Linked DNA regions of Homo sapiens: region 2 is linked to region 1. Evidence: chromatin loops called from intact Hi-C (ENCODE). Cell type or tissue: endothelial cell of umbilical vein. All regions are shown on one strand.

Region 1 (8,000 bases):
TATCCCAGGGACCCAAAGCCAGTACGGTGTGGGCTTGAAGGCATTTGTGGGAGTTGCAATGGGTTCCAAAATCTCAACCCCTACACCTTCTAAAAGGAATCAGAACTTGGTGGAAATTTTGCTGGTCTATTTTGTAGAAAAGCTGTTAGGGTGACAACTACAGGATTCACAAAAATCATAAAACTATATTTGGCCCTGTCGCTGTTCAGAGTCCACACTGGTCTTACTAAGCCCTGATAGAGTGACCACAGAAAAGTCACTCCAAAGTGAGGGGCCCAGCGTGGCTGTTCTTGCATAAACAATGGCTAGATAATAGCCGGGCTGTAAAACCAAGAGGGAAGTGCGCAGATCTGAGCTTAGAAGTGGAAGCTTTCATTAAGAGTAAAAAGATGGGCCAGGTGCAGTGGTTCATGCCTGTAATCCCAGCACTTTGGGAGGCGGAGGTGGGCAGATCACCTGAGGTCAGGAGTTCAAGACCAGCCTGGGCAAAATGGTGAAACCCTGTCTGTGCTAAAAATACAAAAAAATTAGCCAGGCATGGTGGTGTGTGCCTGAAATTCCAGCTACTTAGGAGGCTGAGGCAGGAGAATCACTTGAACCCAGGAGGCAGAGGTTGCAGTGAGCTGAGATCGCACCACTGCACTCCAGCCTGGGCAACAAGCGCAAAAATTACGTCTAAAAAAAAAAAGAATAAAAAGATGGAGGCGGGCGTGGCGGGTCACACCTGTAATCCTAGCACTTTGGGAAGCCAAGATAGGCAGATCACTTGAGGTCAGGAGTTCGAGACCAGCCTGGCCAACATGGTGAAACCTTGTCTCTACTAAAAATACAAAAAAATTAGCTGGGCGTGGTGAGGGGGCGCCTGTAATCCCAGCTACTCAGGAGACTGAGGCAGGAGAATTGCTTGAACCCGGGAGGCAGAGGTTGCAGTGAAATGAGATTGCTCCATTGCACTCCAGCCTGGGCGACTGAGCGAGACTCCATCTCAAAATAAACGAATGAATGAATTAAAAGATGATTTCAGTTTTGCAAGATGAAGAAAGTTTCTGGAGGGCATGGTGATGATGGCACAACAATATGAATGTATTGAATGCCACTGATCTGTGCAGTTCAAGTTGGGTAAAGTAGTAAATTTTGTGTTTCTCTATATTACCACAGTTTTCTTTAAAAAAAAAAAAAAAACTAAAAAGATAAAGCTGAAACCTAAAAATGTCCAGGTAACAATAAAGCTGGCAGAGTAATGTACAAGACTACCTACTGTATTTAGAGCAGCTCAGCCAAGCGGAGCCCCCCAGAAAAGGGGAACAGGAAAAGGGATTGATTGCTTTTTAAAGAATTTAATATTTGTTATTTCAAAAAAAAAAAAACTTTAAAGTGGTCCTCAGAGGGGGAAGAAGTGAGAGTTCTGTTTGGCTTCTTTCCTCTTTTGATTGGCAGAGGGTTTTGTTTTTAGTTTGAATTCGTATTTGAGACCCAGCGCCACAGTCTTTGCAGGACTATGCATTCCTGAGAACTTAAACTGAACTGTTTATGAGGAATAGTGTGAGGGTGAGGGCCCAGCCCTGGCTCACTGAGTCCTCAGGGCTCAGCTCCACAGCTGCCTGAGGAATTTGCTCTCAAGGGCAATCTTCAGCGATCTGGAGCATAGCTGGGCTTTGGGTGGCAACCTGAGGGTGAGGTCAGACTGTAGCATCACAACCAAAAGTCACATGCTGATGACAGGCTCCAAATCCTCCCAGCCCAGGGCCTGGTGGCTTCCAGATGTTGACTCAGGACAGGAACCGCTTGTCTGCCCTAAATGAATGCCATGGCCAGAGAGGGTGGACCAGGGGCACCTCTGACAGGGAGAGTTAAGGAGCAGTGAGCTCCCTTCCACCTCCGCTGAGCAGAAAGGAACCCTGGAAATACCTTCAGGACAGACAGCTGCTGATCTCTTCCTGGAAGCGCTGGGCCTCAGAAGCTTGCTGGTTCCTGCCTATTTGCTCCCACGGCAAATTCTTGATTCTTTATCAGAAAGGAGGGAAGAAGTGTGTGGGTGTGAGGGGGAAGAAGCCACAGGAATGCCCACAGCAGAGGTCCTCGGGGACGCTGGGCTATCCCTGGTGGCAACACTCTTGGGGCTGGTGCTGGGTGAGGACGGCCTCCCAAGCACCCTATGCTGTGACTCCAGCCCCCAGGATTCTCCTCAGGGTAGAGAGAAGGAGCTCAGGTGAGCTCTGGATGAATGATACCATCTTTTCCATTGAAATCACAGAATTTTACAACTAAAGAGAACTTCCAGATGGTTTGAGTCAACCGCACTCTGGCAGCTGGAAGCAGAGATGAAAAGATTCAGGCAAAATTACACAGTTCAATTATTAACAATTCAGACTAAGCATCAGGCCATCTGACCCCAACTGAGGGCCCCTCATCCTATTCTACTAAGTATATTACACTGCAGTCTGTATGTGTGTGTGCATGTGTGTGTCATGAGAGTACACGGATATGCAGGTGTATGCATCTGTATTTTGTGCATAAATGTGTGCATTTGTGTACATGTATATTAATGTATGTGCGTGTGTCATGTGCATATGTGTAGCAGAGTTAGTGTGCATATGCACATGTGTATATGTGTATTGCGCATGTGTATACACATGTATATATGGGGGTAAGTCTGTGTCTTTGGTATGTGCATATATGTGTGTGTGTGATGTGTGTGCATGTGTGTGTGCTTTGTGTGTGTGGTGTGTGTGCATGTGGTGTGTGTGGGGGTGTGTGTGGTGTGTGTTTATGTGATGTGTGTGTGGTGTGTGTGTGAGGTGTGTAGGGTGTGTGCGTGTGTGGTGTGCATGTGGTATGGTTGTGTGTGGTGTGTGCGTGTGTGGTGTGTGTGTGGGGTGTGCGCATATGTGTGGCATATGTATGTGTATATGTGTGGTGTGTGTTGTGTTTGGTGTGTGTGGTGTGTGCATGTGTGTATCTGGTGTGTGTGGTGTGTGTGATGTGTGTATGTGCGGTGTGTGTGTTTTTGGTGTGTGGTGTTTGTGGTGTGTATGTGTTTGGTGTGTGGTGTGTGTGTTTGGTGTGTGGTGTGTGTGTGGTGTGTGTGTGGGGGGGGTGTGGTGTGTGTGTGGTGTGTCGTGTGTGTGTGTGTCATGAGAGATTCTTAGGCCATAATGGCTTTTTTTTCTGACCAAGAGACTTGATTCTTGCTGATTCAGCCATGAGTGTGCATTTCCCACAATCAGGGTGACTAACCAGGACATCCGGAGAAGTTTCTTCCTCTCTGCCTCACCCATCCCACTCGCTCCATCCTCAAAGCGGACACTCAGATGCTGGGGCTTCTGCCCCAGTGTGTGACCCCACGGGAGGTTTGCAGAGTCCTCAGGTTGCGTCACAGCCAGCGTTGATGAGCATCATCCTGTCTTCCAAGAAGGCAGGCCAGTCACCCAAGAATGAGCCAGAGCTGCTTCTGTAAATCACGAGATTCTGTGACCCAGATTAACATGGAAGGAGAAACCAGCAGCTGCTGCCGCCGTAGGCACAAGTCAGCAACTTCAGTCCTTCTGAGGCTGGCCCTTCCTGGCCATGGGCTGCCCTTTCCCTTTGGGGTAATTTGAGGCAATGAAAGTTTTTATTCCCTTTGGTTGTATTTTCTAGACATGTTTTAATGTAGCTGAAATCATATGAAGTGTTCAATTTTATACCCTGCTTTTTTTAAACGGAAGATTATGACACAGCTTTTTTACAATGTTATTAGAAGCTTTTCAGAAACATTCCTTTTAACGGCTGCAAAATGCTATAATAATATTGTCATATCCCAATTCCCTACTGTGAAACACTCAGGCGTTATTCCCTGTTGAAAACAAAGCTGGGCTAAACATCTTTATGCACATTTTTTTCTGTATTTCGGACTGGACATGATATATGTGGCTTTTTGGGCTGTCGGCACATAACAATTAAAATCCAAAAAGAGAAAACATTAATTGCTGAGCAAAACTTTGCATTTATGTTGCACTCTATCTGGTTTTCTTTTCTTCCAGAAAAACATTATTTTATTAATCAATGGCTAACACACTTTATAATAATTTTTACCAAATTTTTTGCTACATATAACAGCTTTTATAATCTTACTCTTTTAGCAAGAACGGAAAAAATTCATTCTTTCCACCATCACAAGAGATTAATTACTCAATAATTACATTTATTACCAGTTTAGAAAACTTTGAGCTTCAAAACCCATTACAGGCAATGTCATAAATTTTAAAGATTACTGTCAAATCTGGTGAACACTCTATCAAGTTTAGTTTCATTTGATTATACATAAGCTGTAAGATTTTCTGACATTGCAAGTTTAATTGTCTAGTGACTTATTTTAAATGCTTTTTAATGCCAACACTCATTATCCAATTGTCATTCATGTCCTTCTCTGCCTGGCTTTATGGGCTGAATTTCTGTGCAGGTGCCTTTTGCTGAGAAGGCACCCTTCCCAGTGCTCTGGGCCATTCTCTGTGTGGTTCCATTGCTATCCCGCTCCAGGTACCAAAGGATTTGGCCTCCAAACTCTGCTGCCCACCTTGGTGGTTGGACACATACTCCTGGAGGACCTGGAGTCAAAACAAGCCACATACATCCTGCTGACATGGAGAACAGCCAGCTACTGAGCAAACATGCAACACTGGTGATATTGTGCAATGTTCCCAGCTGTGAATTTATCTCATTGTTTTCACCCAGTGACATTTTTATCTTATCCCTCCATAAGCCAGGCAAAAGTACACTAAACGCTTGAATAGATTCTCTCTTGTCATTTTGGAATTACTATTTTCATTTTTTATTTGAAAATGAGAAATAAAAAGGAATCTTATAACTTCTCTCTGCCCCTTAAAGCTATTTTCAATAAAGAGTAGCTTTTTTTTTTTTTTTTTTGTGAAATGGAGTCTTGCTCTGTCACTCTGTCGCCAGGCTGGTGTGCAGTGGTGCGATCTCGGCTTACTGCAACCTCTGCCTCCCAGGTTCAAGTGATTCTCCTGCCTCAGGCTCCTGAGTAGCAGGGACTACAGGCACGCACCACCACACCTGGCTAATTTTTGTATTTTTAGTAGAGACGGGGTTTTACCATGTTGGCCAGGATGGTCTCGATCTCTTGACCTCATGATCCGCCCACTTTGGCCTCCCAAAGTGCTGGGATTACAGGCATGAGCCACCGTGCCTGGCCGCCTTTTTTTTTTTTTTTTTTTTTTTTTAACTGACTCTTAAACCTTGAGACGCCTTGCTATTGCCAGTGGTTCCCACACTTTGGGAATGTTATGAAATAGCAAACTTTTATAAAGAACATGGAGGACTGACACTCTGACACTTTGTTTTGCAAAGAACACAGAAACTACAATAACTATCCAATGCTGTCACCAATCATAGTGCCCCAAAAGAAAGAGAAGGAAAGAAAGAAATTAATAAATAGAGAAAAAAATTCCAAATGAAAAAAATTAAAGCAGCAAGGAAGGGCGGGGCACGGTGGCTCACGCCTGTAATCCCATTACTTTGGGAGGTCGAGGCGGGTAGATCACTTGAGGCCAGGAGTTCAAGACCAGCCTGGCCAACATGGCGAAACCTTGTCTCTACTAAAAATACAAATATTAGCCAGGCATGGTGGCACGCTCCTGTAATCCCAGCTACCGGGGAGGCTGAGGCACGAGAATCACTTGAACCCGGGAGGCAGAGGCTGGAGTGAGCCGAGATTGTGCCACTGCACTCCAGCCTGGGCAACAGAGCAAGACAGAGCAAAAAAAAAAAAAAAAAAAAAAAAAAAAAGCAGCAAGGAAGGCAAGGAAGGAAGGAAACAAAAGAGAGAGAGAAAGTGGGAAGGTTACAGTCCTAGAATAATTAACATTCCTTTCAATGGAATAACTTAATCTTAGGGGAAAAAAATTACCCAGTGCTCTTCATTTTTCTCCATTTCCCTGGAATTGTGAAAAGTTCACCATGGGCAACATGACTCTAAAGGTTTATTGCTGTGTTTTGTTTGCTCAGGAGCCTTTGCTCTTTGCTATGCATAGAAGTTCAGGAAAAGCCCTCAGGCCCCGTCTCATGACATATTTCATGACAATGTTTATTCCATCCCCTGAACACTGAAACTTACCCAAGGTCCCTGCGGGAGGGCCACACTTTAGGAAGCACAGTATTTCTGGTTGCTCTTAACATAGGGGCATAGGATCCAACAGTCAGGAGGAAATGGGATGTCTCGAAGTTCAGCCAGAGCATCACCCGCCATGAAATATGAGGGTCAGTCGGTCTCCGCTCAAATGGTCCCAGAGATGGAGGATTGGAAAAGCAGATTTTAATTCCTACGTGAGCTGACACTTACCACCTGTATTTCTCATCCCTTGTTCTGTCTTCCAGGCTATAAAGACGCCTTGAATCCTCCTCCACGATACCCGCCCCACTATTTGTTGGCACAGCTATGATGCTGCTTATGGATTGTTTTCACTCCTAAAGACAGTGGCGCAAGGCAAGGTGACCTGGAGCGAGGCCATCCTGAGTGCCCACCCAGCTTCCCAGGAGCCTGTTGGAATTTGGAAGGACATTTGCCTCTGTTTATAAAGACTGGCTTTTTGCTGAAAGCCAGGGTCTCAAAAATTTTGTTTTATTAATAGAAGCTAAACCCCAAACATTTGGCTCTTTTTCATTCCATTTCCCCTTTCACAATCTTAACTATTCCCAAGACAATGGATACCTCTGCCTGTATCAAGGGCAGATTGTCAATAAGAAAGTCAACAGGAAATAAACATTATTATTTCAAAAATACTATCCTTATCCATTTTAAATTAAGGGGCTAGGAGAAAAGGATATGAGGATTTACTGTTGAATGGGTTAGGAGTTTCAGTTTGGGATGAAGAGAAAGTTCTGGAGATGGATGGCGGTGATGGTGGCACAACAATGCGATGAACTTCATGCCGCTCTCAAAAATAGTGAAAATGGTCAAGTTTATGTTACGTCTATTTTACTATAATAAAAAAAAAATTTTGGTTTTCAGTGGGCAGGTGAATAAGGAGACCCTCTTGCCACCTCTTGGCAAGAGCAAGAAAGGAGATTGGAATATCAGCAGTGTGAGCTCTTCCAAGGGCAGTGGTGACAGCCTGGGAGACTGGTCAGCGTAGCAAGGGCAGGTGCAGGTCCCTGGTCCTAGAATGTGAGTGTGGCAAGCCAGCCTTAACTTCTGCCTGCCTAGGAGGCATCCTAGGAGGTGAGCCTTAGTGAGCAGGGGTGAGCTCTGTTTGTCCTGTATGCAGCAGCAGATTATCTGTCTGCTCATGCAGACTATGTAGATTGCTCAGAGTTGCTAGAGGGAGGGCCTGTGGGGCCTGAACTTCAGCCTGCACTCAGCTCATCAAGCCATGGGCTCTCTCAGGGCCATGTCTGTCCAACCCTTGCAAAGCCTCTGGATGGGTGATCCTGGGCACTAAACCTTGACCATTCTAAAATACTATTTGGCACAGCCTGGATGAGGTCTGTACATAGAGTGTGTAGATCCCTCAAGTTCCCTGAACACTCCGCCATGCAAGTGATGCAGAGAAGTCAGCTAGGAGGAAGACAAGGTGTGGGGAAGAACAGCACCAGCCAGGAAGCATCATCCCAAATCTGAGTTCATGAGGCTGATGAAGAGAATGTCCACACCATTAAAGAGATTCTAGCATTCCTTTTCTATGTTTGTCAACCTTTGTCCTTGTTAGTGCCTGAATAAAACTGAACATGAGAATGTGGCCATGGGAATTATAGTATAGGCCTAAGGAGAGGTTGTAAACTTCAGGCTTCATCAACACTTGACCATTTCCTCCCATTTTCTGGGAACTAATTAGCCCCTTTCTGTTTCACCCATGCAGTACCCCGGCTATTGGGCTTCATTACTCCAGTATGCTTTCCAGAACTATCATATTCCTTTAATCTTCTTGAAATAAATTTGGCTTGGATCGCACTCCCCTAAATCTAGTCTCTTTCATTGTCCAGGGAGCCACCCCTCCTCCCAT
Region 2 (8,000 bases), 200 kb before region 1:
GGCGCCTGCCACCGTGCCTGGCTTATTTTTTGTATTTTTAGTAGAGACGGGGTTTCACCATCTTGGCCAGGCTGGTCTTGAACTCCTGACCTCGTGAGTCACCCTCCTCGGCCTCCCGAAGTGCTGGGATTACAGGCATGAATCACTGTGCCTGGCCTTTTGCATTTTTGGAGACGAAGTCTTGCTCTGTTGCCCAGGCTAGAGTGCAGTGGGGCGATCTTGGCTCACTGCAACCTCTGCCTCCCCAGTTCAAGTGATTCTCTGTCTCAGCCTCCAAATAGCTGGAATTATAGGCATGCATCACCATACCTGGCTAATTTTTTTATTTTTAGTAGAGGTGGGGTTTCGCCATGTTGGCTAGGCTGGTCTTGAACTCCTGACCTCAAGTGATCCGCCCGTCTCGGCCTCCCAAAGTGCTGGGATTATAAGCGTCAGCCTCTCGCTGTGCCTGGCCGGGACTTTGACCTGGAAGAAGGCTGAGTGACCAGCATTGCCTCCCTTCACATTTTATCCACCTGTGTTTAGACAGGTCAAGTGGCTTTCTCCAGGCAGCTGATTAAAAGGTGGCAAGACATGGACCCAGAACCCAGGGCCAGGCCTATTTCATTATCTGTGCTATTTAGGATTTGGCAGTTTTCCATCTTTGAAAGCCAGATGAAGTTGATATTTAAGAGAGGTGAAGTAGGCAGCCATTTGGCGCCAATTTATTTCAGCATCTGCATGGAGAAAATGGTTAGGGATAAATAGTAGACCCTTCATGGAAGGTTTTCATTTGAAGCCCAGCCAAAGGCAACAGGGTCTGCCCTTTGAGCTCAGAACTTTCGCAGGCCTTAACGACACACTGGGACCTTCTTTCCTTTTCCAAATGGCTTCAGCCTTGCAGTTTGGAATGATGTCAACATGTGGCGTAGTTTTATTCAAGTCCCAAGTTAATGGTTTACCTTTTTAGAAAACTCCAAAAACACTTTCATTGTTATTTAACTTTTGAGTTATGTAATGTCTAAGAGTCTTGTCTCTGACCCGTGCACCTACCTGCCACTGACCAACAGTTTCTCATTTCCTTACGCAACAACTAGTCTGGCTAGCTTAGAGTTGGTGTGTGATTGTTTGAGACTTTATGTGGAAGATAATATTTAATTGTTTTGTTCTGGTTTGTTGGGGTAAATTATACAAATGGAATGCATCCTTTCTCGGCCTTGAAAGAGGTTATATGACAGTACAATTATAATAAATTCAGTGTATGACTTTGGGTACATTCTATTATAAACGAATTTTTTTAAAGGTGCAGTTAGAAGAAGGTGGAAGAAAAAAGAAGTTGACACTCCGATTTTCCACATCATCTAACTAAAATGGATTTAAACTAACTTTCTCTAACTATTAAATCTTTCTTAGGTAAGTACAGTTGTATCCCAGCTCTAGAGTTAATGTGCTGGGTGGGTTTTTACAAATAAAAAATCTAAAACCTAAAATAGTTGTGTTTTATCTTCTGTCCCAATCCAAAACAAAACAAAACAATCATGTGATAGTAACTAATCTCTGGAGATACCTGACAAGCGTGGTCCAATAGTGACGCGGGTTTGTCACTTTGGTCTTTAGGTGACATTGACAGCTGGTGTGGCATATGGATCACACTGTGGTCATTGAAGTATAATGTTGCTTACTTCTGAGAAGTGATCATGGGGCCTTTTTTTTGAGACGGAATTTCGCTCTTGTTGCCCTGGCTGGAATGCAATGGCGCTATCTCGGCTCACTGCAACCTCCGCCTCCTGGGTTCAAGCGATTCTCCTGCCTCAGCCTCCCAAGTAGCTGGGATTACAGGCATGCACCACCACGCCTGGCTAATTTTGTATTTTTAGAGGATTTCTCCATGTTAGTCTGGCTGGTCTTGAACTCCTGACCTCAGGTGATCTGCTCGCCTCAGCCTCCCAAAGTGTTGGGATTACAGGCATGAGCCACCGCATCTGGTGTTCACGGGGCTTTTACCTTATGTACTACCTTTCGATGTTTCAGTTGTGAGCTTGAAAAATTTTATTCAGTAACCTAACATATAATTAGAGATGCCAGAGTGGTGGGGAGGGGAGGGAAGGAGGTTGGGAGAATGTTGTTGATTTTTTTTTTCCCTTTATAAACACATACAACTTTGGACGAAGAACATAATGTTTGAGCAAATGAATGCTTGTAAACTGCCGATCTCTGAAGTGTGAAAAGTTTATATTGATGGCACTTATATTCATAAGCCTGATGGGTTTTGGCTGGGAAATTTGGCTCGAGGTACGGACTTCTTTTGGGACACATTTTATTTTTCTGTCAAAACTGCCTGATTATTCTTATTTAGGAAATATGTGATGAATGAGGCTGGCTGGCAAATATTTTAAGTGCAGTTGATATTATAAATTTTCACCTACAAAAATGAACTACTTTTCATTGTTGAATAGTTATGTCTTAGTTCATTGCTTTTACTTTTGAAACTGTATAAACTTTTCCCTTTTTTTGGAGACGGAGTGTCGCTCTGTCACCCAGACTAGAGTGCAGTGGCATGCTCTTGGCTCGCTGCAACCTCTGCCTCCTGAGTCAAGTGATTCTCCTGCCTCAGCCTCCTGAGTAGCTGGGACTACAGGCACCCGCCACGACGCCCGGCTAATTTTTGTGTTTTTAGTAGAGACGGGGTTTCACCATGATGGCCAGGCTGATCTGGAACTCCTGACCTCAGGTGATCTGCCCTCCTCGGTCTCCCAAAGTACTGGGATTACAGGTGTGAGTCGCCGCACTGGTCCAACTTTTCCTTTTCACCTTAGAAAGATTGTCAGGATTTTTTTTTTTTTTTAAACGGAGTCTTGCTTTGTCGCCCAGGCTGGAGTGCAGTGGCGCGATTTCGGCTCACTGCAACCTCCACCTCCCGGGTTCACGCCATTCTCCTGCCTCAGCCTCCCGAGTAGCTGGGACTACAGGTGCCCGCCACCACACCTGGCTAATTTTTGGTATTTTTAGTAGAGTCAGGGTTTCACCGTGTTAGCCAGGATGGTCTCTATCTCCTGACCTCGTGATCCGCCCACCTCGGCCTCCCAAAGTGCTGGGATTACAGGCGTGAGCCACCGTGCCCGGCCACGATTGTCAGGATTTTTGAGACCTTACTACAACCCCTGACACCTGACCCACAGTATAGAATTTTCCAGGTGAAAAAGACATGTAGAGAAAGTCATCAATGCCATTCTTTTTTTTCCCCATTCATGAAAATGATTAGATTTTCCTTTGAGCTGCCTGTCTGTCTGCCTAGCACCTCATATGTCTATCCAGGACTGGGCTGCCTCAGAGAGGATAGGTACACCTAAAGCAATGCAAGAAAAAAAGTGGCGGAAGGATACCATGGGACAGGCAGAGAGAAGAGGTCAGAATTTAGTGTTGATTCAGTTCCGATATTTCCACCCTCCTTTGAGAAGTTTTTCGAAATTGTTTTGCCTCCTCTGTGTAAAGCTCAATTTTTGAGGCCATCTGTGGTTTATGGGTAAGCAGCAGAAATGTGTGTCTCTGGGAAAGTGATGAAAGGCTGCAACCTTTGGAGTGTAATATTTAATAGACTAGGAATTACAAGCTGTTTGGCTTTATAAAAACAAAGCTACAGGCGCTGCAGGTATACGTATCCTGTAGAGAACAGACTTTTAATGGGTGCTGCTCATGTTGGAGATGCTGAATGGTATATAATACACAGAAGAGCTGTCCTTAGGAATTTGGTAAGGCAAAAAGCGCTAAAAAGTTATTTATTACCTTAAAATAATATTTCATTGGCCTATAAATCAGTATAATTGAAAGCACAGCCTGCCAGCATTTTCTTTTCTTTTTTTTTGAAATGGAGTTTTCCTCTTGTTGCTCAGGCTGGAGTGCAATGGCGCAATCTCAGCTCACCACAACCTCTGCCTCCGGGTTCAAGCGATTCTCCTGCCTCAGCCCCCCGAGTAGCTGGGATTACAGGCATGCACCACCACGCCCCGCTAATTTTATATTTTTAGTAGAGATGGGGTTTCTCCATGTTGGTCAGGCTGGTCTTGAACTCCTGACCTTAGGTGATCCGCCCGCCTCGGCCCCCCACAATGCTGGGATTACAGGCGTGAGCCACCGCGCCCGGCCATCCTGCCAGCGTTTTCTTCTGTGCACTTGGGATGGGAATATAGAAAATTGTCTTCCTAGATATTGGCTTTGCCATTCAAAGTCTCTACAGTCAGTGTGTGAACTGCTGGGAGTGATGCCAGAATCTTTCACAGATTTCATTCCTGGGAGCTCTTCTGGCGTCAGATGATCGCGGTTTCTTTTCCTTCTGCACCACAGCACATGGAGGAGGCCTCTTTCTCACTTGCTCCGTTCCTTTGCCATTCATGGAGGCAGTGGCACCAGTGAGCTCACGGCCAGGCCGCTTTTGCCCTTTTTCTGACTAAGTCACTATAGATGGACTAAACAGAATATATTTACAGTTCGCCCATTTAGAATCGATAAGGGTGTGCCCCAGGCTCCATCGTATATTCCATTACATACAGCCTCAGGCATCCGTTTCAATTGTTTGGGAGAGGAAGTGAATTAGCACAAGTGGAATATCTACAGGATGAAACGTTGTCAGTCTGTGCGTTCCTCCCCACCCCTTCGTTGGCTGGAAGAGATAACGCTTGACACGTATGGAGCAGACAGGGTAATGTCAGCCTCGTGGCCATGGAGAAGCAGGAAGTCCCTTGGTTTTGTTCAGTGTGATTTGGGCATTGAATGAGTAGATCCTGTTTTAAGAATATTACTCATTAATATGAACCATCATTTTGTAGGTCTTTTAGAAGCAACATTCTCTTTAGTGCAGATAATGCTTATCTGCATTGAGAGAAGTTATAATAACCTGGAGAATGAGAAGGAAATACACATGCGAAATGGCCCAGCCGGTTTCTCCTGGCAACCTCTCCAGAGCATGTCCTAGGCTACTCCTCCAGGAAGGCTCCTGCTCTGATTTCCTGTATTCCTTCACGATTTGGAGTAGATAACTGGCCACTTGGCATTCTTATTACAGGGGACTTATGCGTGGGATTATTGGCTTCCCCTGTGGACTGTGAGTTTTCTGAGGGTAGAGAACATGGCCTTTTGTCTCTGGTGTTGGTTGGAATTCAGCTAAGTGCACGGTAAGCCATGTTTATTTCGTTGCCTTATAAAGGTACATATGCAGAAATTAGAACAGTGTTTCAGGGCTTTGGACCCAAATCCCTGTCTCCACAAAACACATTAGCTGTTACTTTGGGAAAGTCACTTGACTTCTGTGAGATTTAGTTTTTCTCATCTGTAAAATGGGGATAGTCATCACGGCTAATTCATAAGGTGGTTGTGAGGATGTCTGTGATATGTATAAAGTGCTTGGCACAGTACTAGGCACACAGTAAGTGCTTGAGAGGTGGACGCTATTTAACAAGACAGAGCAGGAACGGGAGAGAGAGGGAGAGCGACAGTATAACATGCTTCTGAATCTGTGTTCCCGGGTCCTACCTCTTCATTCATTCCTGCCCTGGCCTCCCACAGGCAGAGTGCGGGTGAGGGCTCACTTCTCCTCAGTTTCATCCTTCCTCCCTCTCTTCTCCTCTGCCTGTCTCTCCTTTGGCTCAGCTTGCCTGGTGGGCTCATTCTGCCAAGTTTGCCTTTGCTTGTCTGTTCCATTTTTCTAGGTATCCTTGCCTCCTTCCGACTGGACTCAGTTTATGTGCCGAGCTCTCTTGGTGAGTCCACCTTATTATGTGCTCATTAGATGATGCTTAGGGTTCCTAAGAAACATATTGACTAGGAATTTAGCTGTGCATCTGAAAGTTGGCTGCTGAACGCAGAGCTTCAAGGGATACCCTTTTCAAAGTCCACAAGACACCATGGGAAAGGGAGGGAAAAGCTTCATGTTAAGGAGGATCTGTTAAGATGGGAAGAGATGCATTTAAGGAAGCAGAGACAACTAAAAGCCGCTCTGTAGCCAGGAGGAGTTAGCTGCTCAGCAAGAAGGCTGCTTGGAAATGCTTTGAGGGATATCATCCTGGTGTTACAGGGAACCTGAGACTATGTGAGCACATAAATTCGTGTTTTTAATGCAGTGTGCTTCAGTTCCTGAAAGGTAGATTTTCTTTTTCTTTTGTGTGTGTGTGTGTGTGTGTGTGTGTGTGTGTGTGTCTGTGGTTTGTTTTTTTTTCTCCCAGATGGAGTCTCACTCTGTCACCCGGCCTGGAGTGCAGTGGCGCGATCTCGGCTCACTGCAACCTCCGCCTCCTGGTTTCAAGCGATTCTCCTGCCTCAACCTCCCAAGTAGCTGGGATTACAGGAGCCTGCCACTACACCCAGCTAATTTTTTGTATTTTTAGTAGAGATGGGGTTTCACCATGCTGGCCAGGCTGGTCTCAAACTCCTGACCTTAGGTGATCCACCCACCTCGGCCTCCCAAAGTGCTGGGATTGCAGGTGTGAGCCACCACGCCCGGCCTGATTTTATTTTTCTAGCTTGCTTTTTCAAGAGAAACCATCTTTTATTTATTTGTTTGTTTATTTTTTTAGAGACAAGGTCTTGCTATGTTACCCAGGCACAGTGGTGTGATCATAGCTCACTGCAGCCCCAAATTCCTGGGCTCAAGTGATCCTCTCACCTCAGCCTCCTGCATAGCTGGGACTATAGGCATGTGCCAACACACCTGGCTTAAAAGCCATCTTAAGTGGCCAAATAAGACACTGGGAATTTGATTAGGGATACAAATAATTGATTTTTTTTTTTCATGGATCTTTATGGAGAAAGGAGTCTGAGATGAGTGTGGACACCTGAGTCCCTGACCAAGAGAAGCCTTGTGCAGCATGTCAGACAGACAGCAGATCCTGAAGCTCCATTCAGTTGTGACATGTACCAATTTAAGATGTGAAAATGAGTGTTTTGCCAAGCCAGAACTGTCCGTGCCAAGAAAAGCCCATTAGGTTGGTGGCTGAAAGGCTGGATTGTTAGGATGTACTGAATGGTGAGGCCCTGCCAGCTGCTGCGGGTAAATGCCCACTTACATGTCTAAGTACTCATTCTGTTCCCCTGGAGTGGGGTCCAGTTTGTTCAAGAAACATGGCTGCTGTGTGAGAGGCTGCTTTCTTTTTTTTGAGACGGAGTCTTGCCCTGTCGCCCAGGCTGGAGTACAGTGGTGTAATCTCGGCTCACTGCAACCTCCGCCTTCCAGGTTCAAGAGATTCTCCTGCCTCAGAGTAAGTAGCTGGGATTACAGGTGTGTGCCACCATGCCCAGCTAATTTTTGTATTTTTAGTAGACACAGGGTTTCACCATGTTGACCAGGCTGGTCTCGAACTCCTGACCTCAGAGGCTGGTGATCCACCCACCTCAGCCTCCCAAAGTGCTGGGATTACAGACATGAGCCACCATGCCTGGCCGAGAGGCTGCTTTCTTTTAAAGAATTATTTCTTGTTCTTTGGGCTTGTTGGGTGGGTATCTTTAGTTTGTAAAAGTAACATAACACTGACAAAATCTGAAAAGGAAAATACTTGGAAATTGGGTCTATAAGGTGAATTTAGGTAAAACATCAAGAGAACTAACAAATAGACAACAAATAAGCTATAAACAGGTACCATAAATAGGCTGTTAAACGAAACTGTCATTTGAACCGTAATATTTGCCCATCATTTATTCATTCCTCAAGGGCTAATTGAATATCTGAATGATCTTGCTGCAGTGTTGGGCAGGGCCCTCTATCTCAGCAAGCTTCTAGTCATGTAGGATAGACAGACTTTTGCACAACCAACAGTATTGGAAAGCCTAAATAGGAAGTGAGATGAAGCATGGAAAAATGTTTTTTGGAGTTCAGCCAAGGAGAGCGTTTTGACTTGGAGGTTTCATTCCTTCATTCAGATTCTTGTGGACGACGTAAAAATGTAAGCAGGTGGGTGCAAGTGTGGGTATGTATGTATGTCTCTACCCTTGCCTTCCTTGGAGAAAACTGGAAATAAGACATGAAAGAAATGGGG

The links. Hi-C counts contacts between places; a loop is a spot of excess contacts. Peaks named below come from ENCODE experiments on the same cell type or tissue, not always from the same donor. Only the 100,000 strongest peaks of a DNase experiment are listed, where the experiment ranks them.
Region 2: a loop joins it to region 1, with 3 times the contacts of the local background. A loop is called at or near these places in 1 of 110 quality-filtered maps.

Annotation. Positions count from the first base shown.
Region 1 is chr9:87,710,335-87,718,334 of GRCh38, forward strand. No RefSeq gene overlaps it. Among named protein-coding and RNA genes, the nearest start is that of CTSL, 12 kb to the right of the region's middle. RefSeq lists an enhancer at 3,053-4,252. In endothelial cell of umbilical vein, no CTCF peak of the experiment used is centred here; DNase peaks (open chromatin) are centred at 3,397, 4,657 and 5,977; H3K27ac peaks cover 2,689 bases.
Region 2 is chr9:87,505,538-87,513,537 of GRCh38, forward strand. The region is part of intron 2 of DAPK1 (death associated protein kinase 1); the gene reads left to right. Among named protein-coding and RNA genes, the nearest start is that of DAPK1, 12 kb to the left of the region's middle. In endothelial cell of umbilical vein, no CTCF peak of the experiment used is centred here; DNase peaks (open chromatin) are centred at 4,554 and 7,834; H3K27ac peaks cover 1,897 bases.